Linked DNA regions of Mus musculus: region 2 is linked to region 1. The links are chromatin loops, found by intact Hi-C in ENCODE. Cell type or tissue: gastrocnemius. All regions are shown on one strand. Each heading gives the region's core, and the rest is flanking DNA. Links, peaks and the distances in the headings are about the cores only.

Region 1 (8,830 bases), core at 232-8,231:
GAGCAAGGCAGTGGCATGCACACCTGTCCTGCTGTGCAATGGGGACTGCCATCTTGAAACCAAATCGACCATAACCTCCCAGCCTCAGGAGTTGAACAATGGAGGCTCAACTGTGTCTTCTTCCTGCCTTCCCCAGCCATGGATGTCCCCACACCCTCAGCACATTCAGACCACTCTGGGGCTCACCTCGTCCTGGCAGCCTGTAATCCTGCAGCTGGGCTATACCAGGCATAGCAGGGTGTGGGCTCTGAGCTACCGAAGGAAGGGCGGGGCCAGAGCCAGGTGCAGGCAGAAGAACAAGAGAGAAAGCTGATCCTGCCCGCCTACCGCGAGTAGCCCAGAACACAAAGGCCACTCTTGGCCAGTTTACTTTGGAACCTGAGGCTGCGGTGGCTGGGAGGCAGCGAAGCTTCATCTGGAATCCAGTTTCAGGCAGGCCTCTGATGCCAGGGGCTCCCGGGGTGTGAGTGCTAACCCGCCTTTGGGACCCACAACCCTTTGCCAGATTGGGGTGGAGGGGCAAGAGGGTGTGGCAATGCTTAGAGTCGGTCCTTTCACCTTAGGCGATTCCTGGGGTTGCTCCCCTAACGTACTGTCTCTCACTCTGGGACCCAGCAGGACTCAGAATCTGCCAAGGTCAAGGGTGGGGGCGGCTGGGCTCCCCAGGCTATGCTTCTCTCTTTAAGACTCAGCAGAGCTGATCTCCAACCCTGCCCAGGGATGTCCCCAAAGACCAGTGAGCCAGAGAGAGGCTGGCACCCACCACAGTGGATCCCAGGATGAATTGGAGGACCCTCCTACCCACAGCAAAGGAAGATGGACCCCAGGCTCAGTGACTGAGCAGCGGCTGAGCCAGAATCTTGGGGTCCTCCACCCACTGAGATCTCAGTGTCCGTTTTTAAGACATAGCATTAAAATGGAAATCAATTGTATTGAATAAAGCTGTTGGTAGACTTAAAAAACCAAATTTCAATAGTGTGTGGGCCTCTCTAATAGGATCACGCAGGAACTGGAAGCGTTACGACCTTGAAGTTGGGGGCAGCAGTAGTGCTGAGGTGAGCACCGTCGACATATGGAGCAGCGATGTGGAGACCGAGTCCCTGAGTCACTGAGTTACAGCAGTTCACGACACCTTTACAGATGAAGGAAATACTGCCATCCCTTCTCCCCTAAATCATTTCTCTGTCTCTCCAAGAACCTCCAAACTCTATAAACAGGCCTAACTCACCAGGGAGTGAGAGGCTCCCTCGATGTTGTCTTCTGGAGGGGCACATGGGGGTGAAGGTGTGTTTCTTAGCACAGATGCTCAGTGGGCGAGACTTCACCCACCTGTGCCTGCCCTGGCATCCATTTGCACGAATTCCCCCATTTCAATAGAAATTATAAACACATCTTTCCTGAGGCAGATGCATATGCGGGTGCACGCCTGTACACACACACTCCACCATTGTGTGCGTCCCTGGGCTTCCACGTGTCTCCAGAACCCTTGCAGGCGTATGGTCACAGATGGATACCCTGATCCAGAGAACACTATTTTTAGCAAATCATCCTGAGCTAAAGGGTGGCTTCCCCGTTTACAGAGGAGCAATTGCTCACCATGGAGAGGGCTGCCCCGCTGTCCTCAGGCTGGGCTCTTTGTTTCTTACATGAAGTGAGTAATGGCTGTATTGCTTTGCAAGCTCATCATAGCAGATTCAAGCAATGAGGGGAGGTGCGAAGAAAGTTTAAAAATGGCCCAAATTCTCCTCAGCTAGGGGAAGAAAAATCACCATTCATGTTTGCTGATAAGCGCTGCGGATAGACGCCTTCTGCTCAGTCAGAGGTGGAGGCTAGACAGGGAAAGGCTCTCATGAAGTGGGGACCTACTCTCACCTGCTATTTTTAACAAAGATGGTCCTTTAACTTTGTGTGACTCAAATAAGAAGCTGCAAAAGGACGGGGAGGTTGGAAAGGGAATCTCTGTCTTTCTCGTTCTACGGCATTCATTTCGTACTGTACTGGCCCAGGGATACACACGCACATGCAAACCACAGACACACACACACACACCATACATATAGACACATATACACCATACACATGAGCACACACACAATATACACACACATAGACCCCATACACACACCACACACACACACCACACATACCATACACACATACTAACCACACCAGCTTGCACACCCATCATATACACACAACATACACAGTCACACACCATATACACACACATCGTACAGAGTCACACATCATGTACACACACACATCATATACACACCATATACACTCATATACCATATACACACACATATACACCATACCCACATACCACACACACATCATACACACTCATATACCATGTACACACGCATACCACACGTGCACATACAAACCACACACACACACCACCATGCACACTCATATACATGCACACACATCATACATATACCATATATACACATATGCACCATACACACATACCACACACACACACACCGTACAACTATATGCTCATGTCTGTGTGTGTGTCTCAGTGCAGAGACACATATGTGCCAGCCATATGGAGGCCAAAGGTCAGCTTGCAGCAGCGTCATTCCTTGGGAGCTGTCCAACTTGTTTTCTGAGACAGGAATTCTCACTAGGACCTTTATCTGCCATCGGTGGTGCTCAGGCACCCTGAGTTGGGGTCCTTGTTGGCCGTGTGCTGGCATGGGTGTCACAGAAGCTTATAGGGGTCACTAATGACATGCCCCATGGAGTGAGCTCAGGGCAAAGCCCTTGGCTGACAGGAAGAGAGTGTGTCCCTGGCAGACATCTTCAGCAGGTGTCCAGTCTGCCCTCTTGAGCCGGTGCCCAGCCATTCCCGGTTTTGATGTGGTAATTAGCGGTGCAGCCTCCTGGCTTGGTGTCATAGTCAGGAGCCCTCTGGCCACATCCTGTTTTGGTGAGCCTGACAGAAATGCATTCTTCTGCCTTGCTGTCATAGACAGAGTGTGTTCGCACCAGGTTCTGAATCTTTTGAGGCCACCAGGGGCCACATTCTCCCTGTTTGACGTCACACACATATGCCTGTTGGAAGTCCTCTTCACCAGTGGTCACCGCCTTCCGGTGCTGGGGGGGAAAGAAAAAACAACCCTTGGGGTTTGCGCTTGTATGTCCCCTTTTATGGGAGAAGAGGGGACGGTGTGATGAGCCAGAGACCCACCTGTCACATTTCCCGTCTTTAGAATCAGTCTAGCTAGGGACGGTGCTGCACTCAGGGGATCCCTATGAGATCCTCAGATGGAGGTCTACACAGTTGGGCACACCAGATGCCAACATCTGGATGCTAGTTCTTGTGTTCCTGTCCGGCCGGCCGTTGCTGAAAACCCTGGATCCCTTGGGGGGCAAATGCTGCCTCCAGTTGCTGCCTCTATGCCTCAGGTTTGATTTGCACCTCTTGTGTGAGGGCATGGGGATTGTGGGGGCACTGGACACCACTCAGGCTGGGAATGTTCCCTGGAGAGGGGGGGTGGGACCCTGTCCCGTGCAGGGCCAAATCCTGACGTATGCATGCTTCACCTTTTAATTGGAGAAAAGCCCTTCTGTTTGAGTCTGGGATAAAATGAACGGCATCTCTTCCCATCCCTGCCCTGTGGAGGCCAGGGAGCCGGTTGTGGTGGAAATGTCTTAAAGGGGGTCAGTTGAAGTGTTTTTACTTTTGTGTGTGGTGGACAGGGTAACCCCTTCATGAGGACACACCGTCTCTTGATCACTGATATTTATGCATACACGTACACACTGGGGCAAGAGTGGGGGGGGTCACTTCATGGACCCTCCCCACACACACACACCTCAGTGGAGGCGAGCATCAGCGTTTACCCGAGCCGCTGTCAATCGTATGCGCCTGTGCAGTGGTTGGCAGTGGGGGTCGGGAATGGGGTGGGCTGTACACTTTTGCAGATTGTGTCTTTCCCCGCCATCGGCCTAGCTGGCTGACTACCCTGCCCTCCGGCCGTGGCACCCCATCACACCCTGTGTTTGTCTCCCAGCTTCCTTCCAGGCAGCCTGAGGAGAGCCTGTGCCCCCAGAAGCAGGATGAGAAGATGGCAAACTTCCTGTTACCTCGGGGCACCAGCAGCTTCCGTAGGTTCACCCGGGAGTCACTGGCGGCCATCGAGAAGCGCATGGCTGAAAAACAAGCCCGTGGTTCGGCCACCTCACAGGAGAGCCGTGAGGGCCTGCCAGAGGAGGAGGCTCCCCGGCCCCAGCTGGACCTACAGGCCTCCAAAAAGCTGCCAGATCTCTATGGCAACCCACCCCGAGAGCTCATTGGGGAGCCCCTGGAAGACCTGGACCCTTTCTATAGTACCCAGAAGGTGACTGCCGCCCCCTCAGCACCCTCCTCACCCTTTGGGTAGCTCCTGGGAAGGCAGCAGACAGATGGAGCTTTGCTCCTGTGGAGTTCTGTGTGGGGCCGGCTCCCCTGGGCTTTGGGGGAGTGATTCACCATTAATCTGTATTCCAATCACCTTAATTTTGGAGTTCTGGGATACAGACATAAATCACGCCGTTTGAGCCCCTAACATAGGGGTGGGAGGACCACTGAAATGTTACCTTCTTTTGTCTTTCTCCGGCATATACCTCTAGGGGATTCCTTCCTGTCCCCAGACGCGTGGGCGCTTGGAATGAAGCCCTGAGCGGTCCCCCTCCTAACTCCTGCATGCGTTCCTCCTGTCCCTCTGGCAGCTCAGAGAATTAGCCAGGCATCCTCCTCTGAGCCAGCTGGCTCAGGCTGAGCCACAGTAGAAGTCTCCTGGGCCTCGTGGCCTTCCCTGAACCACAGAGGTCATGGGAAGGCTGAGGGGTGAAGAGGGCGTGGCTGCTAAGGCATGGAGTGTGGGGAAGCCTTGTGCTGCCCTTGTTGCCTGGAGAGAGGGAAGGGAGTGTTGTGCTGTTTCTCCAAGAGGCCCTTCCCTGCACTAATGATGTGACAGGCACACAGGTCCCCTACAGAGGGACAGGCTGCTCACACAACTGTCCACTTCTGGACCTGACTGTGGGGGTCATGGCAGGAGAACAGGCTGGGATCTAGAGGAAGGCCTTTCCAGGAAGGCTAGGCAACAGAGACCAGGGTGGCCACGGGAGTCCCTGTGGCCAGCTTCAAGCTGAGCGCAGAGCAACACCAGCGGGACTGGAAAGATAAGTACAGTCAGTGTGGGGGTCTGGGTAGCATGTGTCTGTCGGTCTGTCTGTCATGGTGGTTGAAGACAATGTTTAAGAGACTAAGAGCCTGAGTGTGCACGTCTGTGTGTATGTGCATATGCATAGGTGCATGTGTGATCAGCTGTGGGTGCGAAGGGACACACACACACACACACACACACACACACACACACACTCACTCCATCTATACAGACAGTTAGCAGGAGAGACGACCTGGGCCCTGCTTCTAGGCTGAGGCTCCAGGACCTCTCCCTGGCTCAGGTGACTGGAGCAGGGTCCGAGTGGGATGTGAGCCTGAGCTGTGAGTGAGTGAGTGGGTAGGCTCGGGTCGTGCTTGCTCCGAGCTGACAGAATTGGGATTAGGGTTAGGGACACAGCTGAGGGTGAGTCTAGGTCATGGAGGGGAACAGAAAGGACTAGGCAGGACTCAGACGAGACCAGTAGTGAGCACGGCAGGTGAACCTAAGATGGAGTCCAGGCTGGCTGGGCTTAGGAGACCCCCCCCCCAACAGGTCACCAAGGACGCCATCTCTTTTCTTAGTCTCTATATATCTGGGGATGCTTGATGTTTTCCGGGTACCCTGGGTTCCATCCTGTTTCTCTTGCCGTCCCTGGCTACACCGCCTGAGGTCTCGCAGGCTGGCACCCCGTGGAACTCCTAGTTCTGACCTCTCTGCTCACCGTGTCCCAGCAGCCAAGGTTAAATAGGACTTTGTCCCATCCCCTCAGCCCGTGAAGATGGGTGACCTCATAGCCTGTGGCTGCCATGCTCTGGTGTGCTGGCTCCCTTTGCCTCCGGCTTCTGCTCTGCAGCCTTGAGATCTCACAGCTCCCCTGCCCCATGATGCCAGACAGGCATATCTTCTAGAAACGAAGGGAGGTCCTCAAAGCCCAGACCGTGTGTGCTATTCGGAGGCTGACCTTTGACCTCAGGCAGGGAAGGTCCCAGGGAAAGCCGTGGATAGCTCTTTAGCATTCCTTCCTCACCCATAAGTCTCTGCTGCCCCAGCTGTGAGCAGGGCTCTCTGTTGCAGCTCTATGCAGGGTGGGAGAGGGGGAGGAAACTGCTTGAGGGCTCCTAGATGACAGCCGTCTCCAGACCTAACAGTTCCCTCTGTCCACAGACCTTCATCGTGCTGAATAAGGGCAAAACCATCTTCCGGTTCAGTGCCACCAATGCCTTGTACGTCCTCAGCCCCTTCCACCCGGTGCGCAGAGCGGCTGTGAAGATTTTGGTACATTCATATCCTTTGCTCTTAATCCTTTATGTCTGCATCTGTCCTGGGGTACGCACAGGTGCTGTGCTCAGGCCAGGGTGGTGCGGGGTCCCCTCACTCCTTCTAGGACAAGCAGCATAGTGAGAAATCACTAGTGGCCGGTAGTGACCTCCACCCTCAACACGCTGAGTCAGCGCCTGCATTTTTCACACGATCCCTAAGGGTTCTTCCTGTGTAGGGAAGTTTGAGAAGCCCTCACATCTCTGCTTCTTCAGGAGGAAAAATAGCCTTGGAGTCAAGGAGCGGGGCTTCAGAAGAAATGATTTCCCCAGCATTCCCCTGTCTCTGGTGGCTCCACCCGCCACCACCCCTGAGCCCTCTACCCGCTGCTGCCTTGAGACTCAGCCTAGGAAAAGCCATTTCTTGGGATTTTTTTTTTAAGTCTCTAGTTTTTTCTCATGTGGGCCTCTTTCGAAGGAGGCAGCGCTTGCTTCTGAACTAGGTGTTGACAAATGTTTGCAGTTTGAGAGCTTCTCAAAGAACTCTGGTTAGCGTCCAATTACATAAACCGCGGCCTAAAAAATGCTTCCTGCCTGCTGACAGAGCTGTTGGAGTGGAGCAGCAGGAAAAGCAGCGCCAAGCCAGCTTTGGGGTCCTGGTTCAGGCAGCACCTGAAGGGCACCGCCTTCTCTGGGTTGCATTTTAAAGATCTATTATGTGCTTATTGGGTTTTTATGTGCATGGAGAGTGTGGAGGTCAGAGGGCAAGCTGCAGGACTCAGTTGTCGCCTTTTGCCTTGTGGGTTCCAGGGTGAGCATGCTTGACAGCATGTACCTTTGACACTGAGCCAACTCACTGGCTCAGTCACCTCTGGATATCACCTAAGGGACCAGAAGATGGAGTCCCAGAGAGGGGTGGTGCAGTCCACCAAGGCAGAGGCACGTGCACCTTACTGTGGAGACCTGGAAGGCCCCTTTCATGGTCACTGGTGACCTAGATGAGGGTGTGCTTGTAGGCCGTGTCCATTGTCCTTTGGTTAGTTGGTTTTGGCTTTCTGTTGTGGTTTAAAATTTTGCATTATTTTATGTATTTATTTATTGATTTGTGTATTCAGTTATTTATTTACTTGTGTTGTTGGGGGAAGCACGTACAGATCATGGTGGGTACGTGGAGGTCAGAAGGCAGAAATTAGTCTTCTTTCCATCATGTGGATTGGGGGATTAAACTCAGGTCATCAGACTTGGCAGCAAGCACCCTAACCCACTGAGCCAACCCCAAGGGCCAGAAGTGCCATCTTTAATCTCTGTCATGTTGCTGAGCTCCAAACGATGCTTGGTACTAGTTATGGGTATAGTGGATGGGTTGGACAGAGCTCCGGAAGCCCTTCTCAACCACCCCCACCCCCTCTCTGAATGGGCACGTCCCCTGCAGAGAGCCCCCTAAGAGTGATAAGTCGGATATGAAGTTGTCATTGCCTCCAGAGTGTGGTCACATCTTTGTAGAAGGAACAGAGCTGAAGCAGAAGGGAACCGGTTTCCTTAGTGCTGCGAGCTGGTCTCCAGCCTGCCACAGGGGTGTGGCCACCCTGAAAGCATGCTCCACCCTCATTCTGGGCTGCTTCTCCAGGTATCTAACCAACCCAGTGCTGTTTGCCAGCTACAGAAATCTCCAGAGATGCAGCCCAGGTCCCTTGGCTCTCTGTAGGCACCGCCTGTGACTTGCTAGGCAGATGAGAGGCTGGGAAGCAGGCGGATGAGGAAGACAGTGGGACACTGGGGTCCTCAGCTCAGCCTGAGGTGCACTGAGGGGTAGCTCTGAGGCTGTAAGTTTCTGGCTTTGTCTGGTAAGACCAGCTGTGAGGGCCCTAAGCTGCCTGCCTGCCTCCCCCAGGGCAGCCGCCCCAGGGAAGTGATCAGCTCTGTGAGGCCCTACCCTAGGCTCCCTGGCTGCCACAGCACTCCTTTACCTGGCGATGGGCTGATCGCCCCCGAAAGCGCCACCTAGTGGACGAGGGGGCTGAGATTTTTGTGGCCTTTGGAAGCCCAGCTCCCAGTTCTCCCAGCCCCTTGGTGTGATGGAGCACCAGGCCTTCCAGTATCATTAGGATTTTGTAGAAACTGCAGAACCTTAGGCCTACCTGGGAACCTGCATTTCGTTTTTCCACCTGTCAGGATGTAAGGGTCACCTCTGTGGCACCCAGGAAGTTTATTTAAAAGTAAGATGCTCAGGGCTTCCTAGAGCAGCATCACCAGCTGAAAACCCAGGGATCTGCAAGCAGTCCGCTGACTCCTGGGAGGATGCTGTCTGCCTCACATGCCACACGACACTGAGCATTTGCTTTTGTTATTTCTTAAATTCTCTGTTTCTATCTCCGTCTCTCAGTTCCTCGTTCTCTTCCATGTGTGTGTGTG
Region 2 (8,830 bases), core at 624-8,623, 84 kb after region 1:
GGTAAATGAGCACTTCTCACTAAGCTTCGTGTATAAATGGAATACATTATTTTTCAAACAAACGAATAAATGGCTTACATGACCTGGTCTGGGACCTGTTCTTGTGCCGAGGGGTAATGTGTACTGAGGAAGGGGCAGGACGGTGGAGGCTGGAAGAGGCTGTGAGGGGGCCTTGGCCTGAGCAGGGGCTGGAGAGTGACAGTGGCTCCGGGGGCCGGAGAGTGGTGGTGGGAGAGAGTGTCCAGGGCTTGGGAATGACTTCAGGTTGTCCACGCTGGAGAATAGCCGGAAGCAGAGGCTCAGGCAGCTCAGGTGGGATACAGACGACGGTGGGGGACAGCAGACCCCCCAGGAGAAAATATGCCTAGGCTGTTCCTCGAAGACCTCCTGTTCTAGGGCACTTCGGAAAGGAGAAACTGCACCCCCAAAGTGCCAAACCAGGGACAGCCTCAGCACAGGGTCACTGGCTGCTTTGGACCTACGGCATTTGACACTGGCCTCCTGGTCCTCTCATCCCCTCATTCCTTGCTGCCAGTCCCACCATCGTCATCACATACCTGCTCTGGCCTCACCTGCAAACCCTTACCTCAGAATGCAGCAGGTCGCCCCAGGAAGTGCTTCCCTCCCCTTCCTGGAAACCACTTTTTCCAAGCTCTTGCCTGCTTCCTTCTCCTGTTTTAATCGTGGTAAGATACACACAGCACTGAACTCACCACCTTGACTGTGCAGAGTGCCTGGTTCACTGACAAGTCAGCATCTTGCTAACTGCTCATGGTTCATCTCCAGGACACTATTCATCTTGGAAAACAGGGCATGGCTTGGAAAACATGGACATACAGTCCAGCAAGGCTGTCTTCAGTTCTGTCCACAGCCTCTCTATGCTCTCTCTCGTGGCCATGACAGATCTAAGGGCTTTATAATCAACCCTTGTGGTTGGTTGGTGGTTGATTGGTTAATTGTTTGGTTGATTGATTGATTGGTTGGGTGGCTGGCTGGCTGGTTGGTTGGTTGGCTGGCTGGCTGGTTGGTTGGCTGGCTGGCTGGTTAGTTGGTTGGATGGATGGTTGGTTGGCTGGCTGGCTGGCTAGTTGGTTGGCTGGTTGGTTAGTTGATTGATTGGTTTCATTTTCTCTTTTACTGCTCTGCCTCCTGCTGGCTTTTGATTGTGCCTTTCATGACCCAACCAAGGCTTTGAAGAAGAACCTGTCCTGGGCTGAGGCCTCTTCACTGAGCCCCAGGCCAGTGTTCAGCAGTCTACTCTGGGTATTTCTAGACCTTTCAGCTGGACCACCCAATGCTGAACTCAACTCCCTTGCCTTGCCAAGGCCCGTAGATGCCATCTTAAATGCCTCACTGAAACCCTGGGTCTCAGTGACTCTGAAATCCCACTGCTTGGTTCTAACTTGTTCTTGTCCAGTTAGGGGGCCTGTGTCTTGCCTCTTGGAGACAACCAACAAGTGTTTTTGCTATCTTCATCCATTCCAAATTCTTCTCTCTGTGGCCAGGGTGATATTTCAATCCAAGATTACTAACCCTGGATAGAGTTGCTCCGTGGCTTCCTGTTGCTTTAGGATCAAGGCAAACTGTCTCAGGCCCCTAGCCCTGCCAACCTCCCTCTGTAACCACATCTCTCCAGCCCCTAAGGCTCCAGGCTCTTCCAGCCTCACCAGCTGCTGCCCCCTCTCCCCAGCACACTCTTTGCTCTTCTCGGGGTCAGGACTCTCCTGCTCCTCTGGGAATCTTCCCTGACACGGCCCAGCACCCTACCCATCACTCGCCCTCATTCTAACCCTTCTGTCACAGCTCCCCTCTCAAGAAATGCCAATAAAGTTGTGAGGAGGCAGGTGAGGTCACAGGAACTAATCTCCCTGCCCCTCCCTGTGTCTCCTGAACCCCTCCCTGGGCCTGGGTGAGCATAGGCAGAGCCTGTGGCATTTCTCTTGGGGGAAACACAGCAATCAGCAATAGCCTGCCTTCTCTTTTCTTGTACAGTCCTAGCCTGGCATGAGCATGCCCAGTGCTAAGAGCAGAGTGTCGGGGTGGCTCCACCCAGGCCAGGTGTTGAGTTAGGGACAATTTGTGGTCTGTTAGGAGACCTCGCTGTGTCTTCTTCTTGCAGTTTCCCAAGAGATGTCCCTTTTCCAGGATCCCTGCTGATCTTTGTCCTTGCCCTTAGGTACTTGTGAGTCTACCCAGCTTCCTGACAACATGGTCACCATCCAAGTACTTGAGCTTGCTGAAGCCTAGTGAGGTCCCACCCTCCTTGTCTGAAGTGTCAGCGTTCCCCAAGAACCCCTGAACCCCTGCCCCCAGAAAGCCCGAGTTTAGGGAACGGCACACACCTGTCTCCCAGGCCCTTCCTCAAGAGGAGGCCCAGTATCCTGGAAACATTATACTGAGACTCCAAAGGAGCGCCCTCGGCTCCCCTTCTCAGACTTACACCCTGGCTGAGAGCAAGGCCAAGAGCTCCGAGCGATATTCCCTTATGAATGACCACTCCCCCAGAAACTTAGAATACCCAAGATACAATTTGCATAACACAAGAAAATCAAGAAGAGGGAAGACCAATGGGTGGATACTTCATTCCTCCTTAGAATAGGGAACAAAATACCCATGAAAGGAGTTACAGAGACAAAGTTTGGACCTAAGACAAAAGGATGGACCATCCAGAGACTGCCCCACCCGGGGATCCATCCCATAATCAGCCACCAAACCCAGACACTATTGTATATACCAGCAAGAATTTGCTGAAGGGACCCTGGTATAGCTGTCCCGTATGAGGCTATGTCAGTGCCTGGCAAATACAGAAGTGGATGCTCACAGTCATCTATAAGATGGAACACAGGGCCCCCAATGGAGAAGCTAGAGAAAGCACCCAAGGAGCTGAAGGGGTCTGCAACCCTATAGGTGGAACAACAATATGAACTAACCAGTACCCCCAGAGCTCGTGTCTCTAGCTGCATATGTAGCAGAAGATGGCCTAGTAGGCCATCACTGGGAAGAGAAGCCCCTTGGTATTGCAAACTTTATATGCCCCAGTACAGGGGAATGCCAGGGCCAAGAAGTGGGAGTGGGTGGGTAGGGGAGCAGGGTGGGGGGAGGGTATAGGGAACTTTTGGGATAGCATTTGAAGTGTAAATAAAGAAAATATCTAATAAAGAAAAAAAGAAATGACCACCATATGAAAGGTAACAGTCTGACGCTATTGGTCACTCCCATGGTCACCTTCATTGTCTTTCTTCCAATCAGCCAGGGCCTTTCAAAGGGCAGTCCACATTGTAGGGTGTAGGTCACAACCAGCTTTTTAATAAGATCAAAGCCTCATGACATGTGTGTAACCTTGTGGAGCCATCTTACATACGTATGGAACTTGCAGGAGAGCATGTGTGATCCCTGCCAAGTGATGTCTCATGAAAACGTCCACAGGAGAGAGTTTCAAAAGAAACACCAGCAGGGCTCTGTGGTTAGGAGCCCTGACTGCTCTTCCCTGGGACCCAGGTTTGATCCCCAGACTCACAACTATCTGTAACTATAGTGAGGTTCCGGGGGATCTGACCTCTGTGGGCACCAGGCAAACATATGGTTTACATGCATGCATTCAGGCAAAGCATCTACATACATAAAATAACACAAGGAGCCTGAGGCTGCAGCCCCTCCACAGGACTGTACATGGTTGGATCTTCTCTCTCCCATGCTCCAGGGACACTAGCTACCCGCTCAGACTGGATCAGCATCTCCTATTGTTCTTGAAGCCAGCGCTTCGAGTCTTGGGAGTTCTTGATCTGTAGGGCCTTCCCCAGTTCCCTGAGGCTGTGAGAGAAGGCTTGTACCTAATAAAATGTCACAGCTGTCACCAGGCCAAATGGGGGTTAGGCTGGGGTCTGGGTGGCGGGTGACTCTATAAGGGGCAGATGCCAGCTCCTGTGTCAAGTGGGAAGGCATGCAGCCGGGAATCTCAGCCCTTGGCAGGGAGATGCTCCTGGACAGACGTCAGCTCTCACCCCAGGGCCACGGCGTTGGCAGCAGCCCTGCCACATGTGGGCAGCCCTCCCTCCACCGGCAGCTCTGACAGCCACGAGACTCGGTGTCCAGGAGGTTGGGAGGGGCAGGGAGAAAGATGCCTGGGCCCTCCTAGAGGCAGAGGCCACAGTGAGGGAAGTGACCAAGGACAAGCCAAGGGTGTGACAGATCAGTATTGGACTCAGGGGATGTCCCTCCCCCTCCCCCTCCCCCCGCTGAGCCTTCCAACCCTGGCTGCTTCTCAGGATTGGTGCTGCCATAGTGCCTCTCTGCCCTGCCTCCAGTGCTCTGAGCACATATATCCTGTCCATTTAACACGCTAAAGGCTGCGGCTGACCAGGCCAGCCCGTTTGTTCGCAATTTTGTCTCCAGCCCTAGACCTGGTGCCCAGCGCCCAGCATGGATGATGTGTGAGGATGTTTGTAGAATCAGAAAACTTGAGCCAATCCACCCTGGTTTCACCTGGACCACTCCATCTGTGCCCTTCCTATCCTGGACCACTCTATCTGTACTCTTCCTGTCCCTGGGGTCTCCAGCCCTTTCCCTTCCCAGCATTCCTACCCTCTGCTGTTTTCCTGGAAGAAAGTTAAATGTGGGCCCATTTGGGATCATCACCTGGTTGGATTTACCTATATTCAAAATGCAAGGAATGAATCTCAGGCTTCCTTCTCCCAAACAGACTCGGGCCACAAGCCTCAGTATATCCCCAGGGACAGAGGTAGGCAGGGAGGACAGGGAGACTTCGAGTAGAGCGGGTACTGAGGGACTCTGCTCGGAAATGACAGTCAGTGGTTGACAGCTGTCCAGCAGGCGTGCTGAGCTGCAGGGTGTCTCGGAGACCTTTGGGCTGAACAGTTGGCACTGTTCTTCATGGCATCCCAGTCACCTTGAGCAACAGCAGTGAGACCTGCGGCAGCCTAAGCCCAGCACGGGTAATGACCACACTAGCAAGCACTTCCTCCTATGCCAGCTCACGGGGCTGGCATCCTGGGCAGCTGCCAGGCACCTGCTGCTGACAAGAAAAGACCCAGTATCCCAGCCTTTGTGGAGAGACGGGCCGGCTTGGATTCCTGAGAAACGTGTGAGGTCCCAGGAGAAGCCCTTGCCAGGATGTGGGCTGACTGGCCAGTGGTATGTCCTGTCCTCCTGTCTGTCCCAACCTATGCCTGGCTGTGTGTGGGGGCACAGTGTAATGGGGCACACGTTGTGATGTGGGTGTGAGCAGATCAGGGCTAGGCTTGCCACCAGGATTTGTCTTTAAGACCACTTTTCTGTGGGAATCATCTACCTGCTCACCCTGTCAGGGTGAGACCTGTGGACAGCCAGAGTCAGTCCCCTTCTATGGGTAGGGCTGTGGAGACACCCCAAGGTGGTGTAAGTGAGGAGGGCTAGCCCAAGAGAAGAGGCCAGTTCAGCAGCTCTAACTGAGCCTCCTCATCCTGTACCAATCCATCATGTTTACAGCCTTCACTCCAGACAGGAGGCAAGGAAATGACAAAGGCAGCAGGGCCATAAACAAAAGCGTAATGGAATCACCAGGATGCACAGCCCATGCCGAGCCCAGAGCCAGGAGCAGGGCTGACCCATGCCTCCCACTGCCTCTGCCTTGACCACTAAACGGTGCCCACGGGGGTGCCTGGCCGGATTACCAGCTTCCCAGGCCAAAAAACCTTGATGTCATCCTTCCCTCCACTTTTTCCCTCACACTCCGTATCCAATCCGGCAGGAAATCCTGTTGGCGCTGCCTTCAGAACACATCCCAAGGCCAGCCGGTTCTCAACACCTCCCCTCCGAGGCCACCTCTGTGCTCTGAGTACCTTCCCTCCGCTCTAACTAGTTCTTGTTCCTAAGTGTTCTTAGCACATCCGTCAGTAGGGGAATCAGTTAACATGGCCTGCTCATACCCACGGCTCCACCAGAACTCTCTAAAACCCCCAGTCGTGGTCCCCGCCACCTCTCTGAATCCCCAACCCCCTCCCACCGCCGCAGCCTTTGGGTTTTTTTGTTTGTTTGTTTGTTTGTTTTTGTTTTGTTTTTTGTTTTTTTTTGTTTTTTTTCGAGACAGGGTTTCTCTGTGTAGCCCTGGCTGCTGTCCTGGAACTCACTCTGTAGACCAAGCTGGCCTCGAACTCAGAAATCCGCCTGCCTCTGCCTCCCAAGTGCTGGGATTAAAGGCGTGCGCCACCACTGCCCGGGAGATCCAGTTTTCAAGTCAGATTTATTTAGGGAGGTATAATTTGCACACAATAAAAGTCGCCCCTTTAAACATTTTTTTTTCTTTTCCTTTACTTAATGAGTGTGTGCAGAAGCCCATCTGGAGGTCAGAGGTCAGCTGGAAGTCAGAGGACAACCTGCAGGTCATCAAACTGACATCACCCAGCTTGGCAGCAAGCACCCCTACCAAGGCCTCCTACTAGCCCTCCCATTCTGGGTTGTACCAGTTTTTACCTGTTCTGGTGGGCCTAACCCTCATTCACTTGCTTGTTTGGGAGACAGGGTCTCACTATAGAGCCCAGGCTGGCCTCAACCCCATCTGCCTCTGCCTCTCTGCCTCTCTGCCTCTCCTCTGCCTCTCTGCCTCTCTGCCTCTCCTCTGCCTCTGCCTCTCTCTCTGCCTCTCCTCTACCTCTCTGCCTCTCCTCTGCCTCTCTGCCTCTCTCTCTGCCTCTCCTCTACCTCTCTGCCTCTCCTCTGCCTCTGTCTCTCCTCTGCCTCTCTGCCTCTCCTCCACCTCTCTGCCTCTCCTCTGCCTCTCTCTCTGCCTCTCCTCTACCTCTCTGCCTCTCCTCTGCCTCTCCTCTGCCTCTCTGCCTCTCTGCCTCTCCGCCTCTCCTCTACCTCTCTGCCTCTCTGCCTCTCTGCCTCTCCTCTGCCTCTCTGCCTCTCTGCCTCTCTGCCTCTCCGCCTCTGCCTCTGCCTCCCAGGTGCTGGTATCAAAGGGGTGCAGCACTCATATCTTAAATGGTTTGGTTCAGTTCAGTTCGGTTCGGCAGGGTTTTTTCTGGGGTTATGGTTTGTATCTCAGACGTTTTAACTTCATTTTCCTCAGTGGCTAATGACTGAGTTTTGTTGTGTGCAGTGATTCAGTGATTGGCTGCTTTTCTGCTACCACTCTTTCTTTTTTTTTTTTTTTTGGTTTTTCGAGACAGGGTTTCTCTGCATAGCCCTGGTTGTCCTGAAACTCACTTTGTAGACCAGGCTGGCCTCGAACTCAGAAATCCGCCTGCCTCTCTGCCACTGTTTCTAAAGCTTTCTCTAGAGCTTCAACACTTTCAGCCTTGTTTGGAGGTACAAGCCTCCCCACGTGAGACAGTGTTGTGGTGCTGTGCTGGGGCTTGCTGTATGTATCATCTGGCTTGAAATGGGAATGGCAATGTATCTGTGAAATGGGAACAGCAAGGACATCCTTCCTGGGTGTATGTGATTCTGTACTCGCAGACATGGAATGAACTTGCAGCAACCCCCAGGATACAGTGAGCATTATGAGCGTCCAGTGTGCTGACGGTCGAGACTACCTCCTATATAACCCCGTGTCCTCTCAGACCCTGTATTTCTGTGTGAACCGTTGTGTCTCATGGACAGCGGGCACAGAGCTAGACAAGCAGGATCTCCCAACCACTGTGCCACCCCACCAGTGAGTTCCAGAAAAACTGTTCAGTGCCATCCATACTCCAACAGGTCCCTTCCCCATCCCAGGCTCCAGACAGCCATACCAGCATGGAACACTGCAGCTGTGTACACAGGGCAGCACGAAGATGACCTTATCACCCGTCCCTGATGGCCCAGGCATAAGTGGCAGGGAAGATGGCAGCACTTTCAAGGTCTCCTCTCTCTCCAACCCCGTAGGATCCATGCCAGTCAGTCCACCTTATGGCTCAGCCCTAGTCAGCTCCACTGCTCTGTGGGGACCCCTGTGATGTCTACAAGAAAACTGGACCCCCAATTTAAGTGTTTCTTGTGCCTGGGCCTCCTCCCTCTGGGGTGGTGGGGTGGGAAGGAGGGCAGCTACGTTATGGACTCAGCACAGGCAGCTGCGGGGCCGGTGCCAGCGTGCCACCGAGATGGAGGGCAGGCGATGAGAGGACACTTGGGCTCAGCAGAGCCCAAACAGAGGGAGGGGAAGGAGCAGAGGTGGGGTGCTGGGGTGCAGCTGGGGAGCTGGCAGAAGGAAGGGATTCAAAGTCTGAAGCTTCAAAGCTCTAGAAGATCAGATCAAAGAGGAGAGGCACCCAGAGGTCAGGGTGCAGAAGGGTTCACAAGCCGAGGGGCAAGGGACAGCCTCTGTCCCCACCCCCTGCCCGTCCTCTCTACTGAGCATGCTCTCCACACTCATTGTCACCTCCTTGACTGTGGGCAGTCCTGTGCAGCCTTCTTAGCCACAGGTTCCCACCAGGACGGTCTTGGCACCCTAGCAACCCCACACCCTGTTCTTTCCCAAGCCAGCTACCTCCCGGGTACCACCCCCAGAACCTACTGCCTCCAGGCTCTAGCCTGAGGACCTAAAAGACAATCTCCTTTCCAGCTGAAGAGCGGCCAGGCCAGGCCAGGGCTGGGAGGTCACACATCTGCCTGCCTCGCCAGCCTGACAAAGCATTCCCTCTCCTACAGAGAGCGTGACTGTGACCTGTGAAGGGTATGTGCTCAGCGGTTTGGCGCTGAAGCCCAGCCATCAGGGCTGATGCTAGCAACCACACTGGCAGAAGGCCCCAGAGCCACAGGGATCTCCCTCCCTTCCTCAAATGTCACCAAATAAAGTCCGACACGTGGAGCTAGCTGGGGAGGCTGAGGTATCTGCCTGCACCTCCTGCAT

The links. Hi-C counts contacts between places; a loop is a spot of excess contacts. Peaks named below come from ENCODE experiments on the same cell type or tissue, not always from the same donor. Only the 100,000 strongest peaks of a DNase experiment are listed, where the experiment ranks them.
Region 2: a loop joins it to region 1, with 3 times the contacts of the local background. A loop is called at or near these places in 11 of 42 quality-filtered maps.

Annotation. Positions count from the first base shown.
Region 1 is chr9:119,557,877-119,566,706 of GRCm38, reverse strand. Scn5a (sodium channel, voltage-gated, type V, alpha) reads left to right here and starts at 4,029. Exons shown (of 27, transcript NM_001253860.1): 1 at 4,029-4,355; 2 at 6,327-6,445. The coding sequence starts at 4,083. In gastrocnemius, for the core only: no CTCF peak of the experiment used is centred there; DNase peaks (open chromatin) are centred at 3,991, 4,266, 4,730, 5,011 and 1 more place.
Region 2 is chr9:119,474,662-119,483,491 of GRCm38, reverse strand. It overlaps Scn5a (sodium channel, voltage-gated, type V, alpha), which reads left to right. Exons shown (of 27, transcript NM_001253860.1): 27 at 1-84. Among named protein-coding and RNA genes, the nearest start is that of Exog, 34 kb to the right of the region's middle. In gastrocnemius, for the core only: no CTCF peak of the experiment used is centred there; DNase peaks (open chromatin) are centred at 3,984 and 5,017; H3K27ac peaks cover 303 bases.